Linked DNA regions of Homo sapiens: region 1 is linked to region 2. A link is a loop called in an ENCODE intact Hi-C map of the cell type or tissue named here. Cell type or tissue: CD4-positive, alpha-beta T cell. All regions are shown on one strand. Links, peaks and the distances in the headings refer to the core of each region. The heading gives the core; the rest is flanking DNA.

The links. Hi-C counts contacts between places; a loop is a spot of excess contacts. Peaks named below come from ENCODE experiments on the same cell type or tissue, not always from the same donor. Only the 100,000 strongest peaks of a DNase experiment are listed, where the experiment ranks them.
Region 1: it touches region 2 in a loop (5-fold over the local background); 6 of 110 quality-filtered maps call a loop at or near these places.

The regions. Positions count from the first base shown.
Region 1 is chr2:113,296,016-113,298,937 of GRCh38, reverse strand. No RefSeq gene overlaps it. Among named protein-coding and RNA genes, the nearest start is that of PAX8, 19 kb to the right of the region's middle. In CD4-positive, alpha-beta T cell, for the core only: no CTCF peak of the experiment used is centred there; a DNase peak (open chromatin) is centred at 1,187.
Region 2 is chr2:113,345,727-113,348,648 of GRCh38, reverse strand. All of the region lies in intron 2 of LINC02966 (long intergenic non-protein coding RNA 2966), which reads right to left. Among named protein-coding and RNA genes, the nearest start is that of LINC02966, 22 kb to the right of the region's middle. In CD4-positive, alpha-beta T cell, for the core only: no CTCF peak of the experiment used is centred there; no DNase peak of the experiment used is centred there.

The DNA.
Region 1 (2,922 bases), core at 100-2,599, 50 kb after region 2:
AGCTGGAGAACCGGGAAAGCCAGCAATATAGTTCTACAGTCCAAGTCCAAAGGCCTGACAACTGGGAATTCCAATGCTGTAAGTACCAGTTCAAAGGAAGAAGACTGATGTCCCAGATCAAGCAGTTAGACAGAGGGCAAATTCACTTTTCCTCTGCCTTTTTGCTCTATTCAGGCCCTCAATTGATTGGAACTTCTACATTAGGGAGGGCAATCTACTTTATTCAGTCTGCTGATTCAAATGCATATCTCATCCAGAAACACACCCACAGAAACACCCGAGAAATAATGTTTAGCCAGACACCTGGGCACCCCATGGTCTAGTCAAGTTGATACATAAAATTAACCATCACAGACATACAGCAGGTCACTCATGAGACACGCTTGCTTGACATGCTGGGCTTCTCTGTAGGATTTGCAGGGAGAAATCATACCTTAAAGTATTCACAGGAAGGAGGAGGAGGATTTATCTGACCATCTTCCTCCAGTCTCCCATTTCCCACCAGTCAAGATTTACCCAACAGTGAGCAAATCCCCCTGGGCTTCTGGATTGCATCATCCAATCCCCATTCACCACAAAACCAAATCCCATGGTGTGATCAAGCCTGGAAAAGGAGGGAAAACTCAGAATTGTCTGGGCACCTAACGAGAGAAAATAGAGGCAGTTGAAGAAATCCAAGAAAGCACACAAAGTTTGTGTCCAAAATTAAGGGGGAAAAAAAAAGAAAAACAAGTAAATGAAAATATAGAGACATTTTTAAAATACAGAGAAGTTGAGGAAACTGACTTTGAGTGGTAGGTGATGTTCAAAGAGAGCTCAAGTAAACTGTGGGAAAGGAAGGAATGGGGAACATGGCTGTGACCCCAAAACCTTAAGGACCTGCAATACGTTTTTAAAAAGTAAAAGAAGCCTTGTTATAACTGCAATACTATAGAATCCTAGAAATTCAGAGCAGACATTAGAAATCACTTTCCTTAACCTTTTCACTTTAAAGATGAGGCAACTAAGGCCAGGAGAGAATTAATGGTAACTAACTTTCATAAATGTACAATGTTTGCTATGAATGAACCTGTGTGTGTGTGTGTCTGTGTGTGTGTGTGTGTGTGTCTGTGTGTGTGTGTGTGTGTGTGTGTGTGTCCCCAGGATGTCATCTACACATTTCTCCACCTGGTGGCTCCTGCCTGAATTACAGGCAGAGTCCAGCCAGCGGAAAGAAGCAGCAGAGGACACTGTCTTGGAATCCCAGAAGAAAATCTTAAGAGCTGAGACCTGAGACCTCCTTCACAAACCCAGGCCAGCTTCTCGTGGACTAGCCTTAGTCCTCAGAGACTCAGAATGTTTGCTGGCCCTCTCTCCAGTTCTGTGATCCCTCCTCTGTAGCTCCCTTTCCATAAAAGAAAATACCAACCAGGGGGAAAGCAACCAACAAAAGGTATAATGTTTGACCAGTGGTCCTGGACACTAATTCTTTGAAGACTTCCAAGATGGTAAATGGAAAGAACAACCCACATGCATGCACATACATATACATATACAAAATGCAAAGACTAAGACCCAATTAGCCTCTCACTCTGTTTCTTTTACTGGAAGGGAAGTGTCACCAGCCTCAACTACTACTCCCCATCCCCTGCAACTGCCATTCTTTCTGACTTATCTCTAGAAAAGGCCATGTGACCTCTCCCTCAGGTTGATCCATTGTCCCAGCCAGAATGTCCAGCCAAAGCAGAATAAAGCATCTACTGGACCTAAAGGAGTGCCCCTGATATCTCCCAACTGGGTTCTGAAAGGATCCTCTGAGGGGATTTTATCATAGACACATTTAAAATGCCAAGAATGAATCGATGTGTCACCAAATTTCAGTGTCAGTGCTAGAGGCATATTTACAGCTCAAATGAAGTCCATTAAAAAGAAGAAGAAGAAGAAGAAGAAGAAGAAGAAGAAGAAGAAGAAGAAGAAGAAGAAGAAGAAGAAGAAGAAGAAGAAGAAGAAATTCCACTTTCTTCTCTAGCTGTGAAAATATTCTCTGAGGAGTCTCCTGTCTGAACACGTATATGACCAAGAGTGGAATTTATCAGAGCAGATGTGAGAAAAAGAGTTTAGTGTTAGTTCTCTACTGCCATGTAACAAATTACCCCAAACTTAGAAGTTTAGAACAACAAACATTTATTATCCAGACATCTATTCCTGAGGGTCAGCAATCCAAGAGCTGCATAGCTGGGCGATTCTGGCTCAGGGTTTTTCATGAGGTTATAGTCAAGCTGTCAACCAGTCCTACAGTCATATGAAATCTTGACTCAGGCTGGAGGATCCACATCCACAATGTCGCCTAATTTCTGACTGGAGGCCTTGGGTTCCTAATGGCTGATGGCAGGAAGCTTCAGTTTCTCTCCACATAGGCTTCTCCGTGGGGATACCTGAGTGTTCTCATGACATGGCAGTGGACATGTGATCCAAGAAAGAGCAGGGCAGAAGACTTGTCTTTCAAAATCTAGCCTCAGGATTGATATACCATCAATCTGCTGTACTCTAGTGGTCGTATAGACTAACTCTGATAACGTGAGAAAGAAATACACAAGGGCCTAAATAGTGGGAGGCAGGGAATACTTGGCCTTTGGGATTCTCTAGTGGCCACCTTTAAGGCTGGCTAAAACATATTAGGTGGTAAATGCAACGGAACTCATGACTCCAATATATAAAATAAAAATAGAATTACTAATAAATACTGAAGATTGGTGGTCCTCAGATTTGAGCAGGCATCAGGATCACGTGTGTATTTAGCAATACACAGATTGCTAGAATCCACCCCTAGAGTTTCTGATTCAGTAGGTATTGGGTGGGGTTGAAGAACTGGAATTTCAAGTAAGTTTCCAGATAATGTTGATGCTGCTAGTCTGGGGGCCACACTTGGTGTAGATAAGTTTG
Region 2 (2,922 bases), core at 196-2,695:
AGCATCAAGGAAGATAGCCTAAGTCTGCACTAATTTAAAGGAAGCCAACCCCAACCTACTCCTGTGTCCTGAGAAACAATACTCCACCCATTAATCCCACTGAATTTAATGAATGCCACAGTGTATCAGAGAAACAGTAGGTGACTCAGAGCAGGAGCAGGAGTTTTGTGCGGCCAGACACAGGGTACAAGGTATAAGATGTACATGAATCAGGATGATGGTCATGCCGGGCAGGATGTTACCAAAGATTGATGTGCCTGCAAAGGGACCCATAGGAAAGAAAGAGGACTCGGTGGAAGGGGGTGATCTGAGAAGGTTTCTGGGGACTGCTGAGCCCAGAATTTCACACATGTATAAGCATGGTGGTGAGAGTAGCTACAAAAATTAAGAAACCTTAATGTTAGTGAATGTGTTTGGCTGAAGACAAGTCCTTTTACTAAAAGGGCTGTAAAGCTCTCCCATAAGGGTTGGCAAAGGAAGCCTTTGTAAAATCTGGTGTGGAGAAGGGGCATGATGAGTCAACATGGCATTGAAACTGTCCATGAGAAATCAGGTTAGGAGGCTAATGAAACACGGTGTGAAGGCCTAAACTAGGGTTCTGGCAATAATGATAGGAAAAAATGTTATGAAAGGGATAATAAATTGATTTGGTTACTGAATAAGACATAGAGAATGAAGGAGAAGACAGAAGTCAAGAATGAGTCTTGATCATCAATGAAATCATAGCAATGTTGATGGATAAATAAAAATTAGAAGAGTCATAGTTAATGAGGAGAGGAGAGCTTAAGAGAACACAGGGAGATATGCATAGATACCTGGAGACACAGTCTGATGTTCTCATCAGTGATCAGGTCTAAGTGATGAGATTCAGAGGTCATCTATAAGGAGAGACGTATGACTCCTTGAGTGTGGGGAACAAGGTAGAGAAGCAGAAGGCCATGGTCTGAGCCTTGAGTGACATCAGAGAAATTTTCTATCTGCTAGGGAAGTGGGAAGAAACATTTCAATTAAAAAGCATTTCAATTCAATAATGAGAGATACTGGAAAAAGAAGCTGAAGGCATCAAAACTTAGAGATGGTAAGGAAGTCGTCGGTGCTCTTGGGTTGAGTACCTAAGACTGGTGAAGGGGAAGCACTGTGTGTGTGTGTGTGTGTGTGTGTGTGTGTGTGTGTGTGTGTGTGTGTGTGTGTGTGTGTGTGTGTGTGTGAAGGATGGCCTGGAACAGGCAAGGAAACCCAGAAACTTGGAGTTCTTTCAGGCAACTGTCAAACTCCTTTAGCTCCCAGGATGCTGCTCTCAAGGTGTTGCCAGGGTAGGACCAAGTGCCCAAAGACGCTGGCCACATTTTTGAGGTTGGTAAAACCTGGTCTGGAACTCCTGGTGCCACGCTGGCATGTAAACAGGTATCTACTAGCCTCTCCATTGTCTCAAGACCAATATATGCTGGACAATCTTGGCCCTAGATGGAACTCCATAACAAATACATGAGGGGAAGTGCATTAGAAAGCATTTCCATTTGTGTACAAACAATACTTTAAAAACTGCTTGCATTTTTGGGAGTTGAGTTTGGTGGTTGCCTGGAAGAATGCCCAACCCCAGTTCTACTAGAAATCTTGGCCCAGCTAGTGATAATTAATGTTTTATGAAGAGTGTGAGCTGACCTACAAGAATACATATGAGAATGGTGGAAAATATGTTTGAAATTATCTCAGTACATAAAGGTAGAGTCACCATTTGTGTGTAACTAGAGAGTTTGAGTTGCCCAGCCTAAGTCTGAGACCTGCCAACCTCACCTCCTTGCTCTGTAAACTTGAGCATGTCTCAGACTCTCAGAGCCAACTTCAAATCTCAGACCATCTCACGGTGTAAAAAGAATAAAATGGACTAAATTACATAGCAGGACTTTATGAATTATAAAGTGCTTTTTAAATTATTATATTGCCAATAAGTAGTAAAAGAGCCTTTCTTTAAGTTGGACTTCAGAACCTAGAGTTCAAGCATTTGACAATGACTTTCCCTGCATGAGTTTTTCCCTCATCTGCTATTCCTAATTCAGTAATACATAGCAAGTTTCCTTTTCCCAGTTATCCTCAATCATTTTTAGCAGAGAAACTTCACAGCCCCATGCCCTCTAAAATGAGTTTGGAACTAAGACAGGAGGTTTGGGAAGACAGTTCGGTGATCTGAAACAAATAATTCATTTGGGGGCTTATGTCTCATTTTCTTGTAGGGCAATTCCAAGACCTGACTCACTTTGGGCTGAAGCTGTTAGAAAATGTCCATGTAGCCTTAGTTTAGGAGAGCTGCAAAACACCACCTCCCAGGCCCATTATACTGCCAGGCACTTTCACGTCCTTTACAATACAAAATTTAACCTAATCCTCAAAGCAGCTTCTCGGGTTTAAACTACTATTCCTAGTTAACAGATGAAGAGTCTGAGGCTCAGAAAAATTGAAAAATGTGCCAAAAGTCACATATATATGTGCCACAGCTGAGATTTTAATCCTTTTTTTCAAGTCTACCCCTATATACCACCATTAAACCACCCCTATAAGGAAGAGTCTCTGTGAACCAAAGGAATTATTTTGAGCTCCTTCTCCCACTATTTGGACTCAAGAGTTTCATCGAATATGCTACTCTGTCAGCAGGGCTGAGATAGAGAAATTATCCAGTGGAAAGGATCACAGAACCCAGAAATAGATCCACATATATATGAACACCACTTAATATAAACACAACTGACAGTGCAGCTCAACAAGGAAAGAACAGACTATTCAACAAATCTCACTGCAACAACTATTTAACCATACAAACCACCTAAATTGGAATTCTACTTCACAGCGTACATAAAATCAATTCTAGGTGGCTTAATAACTTAAATATGTAGGGTAAAATTTAAAACTTTAGAAGACAATATGAGG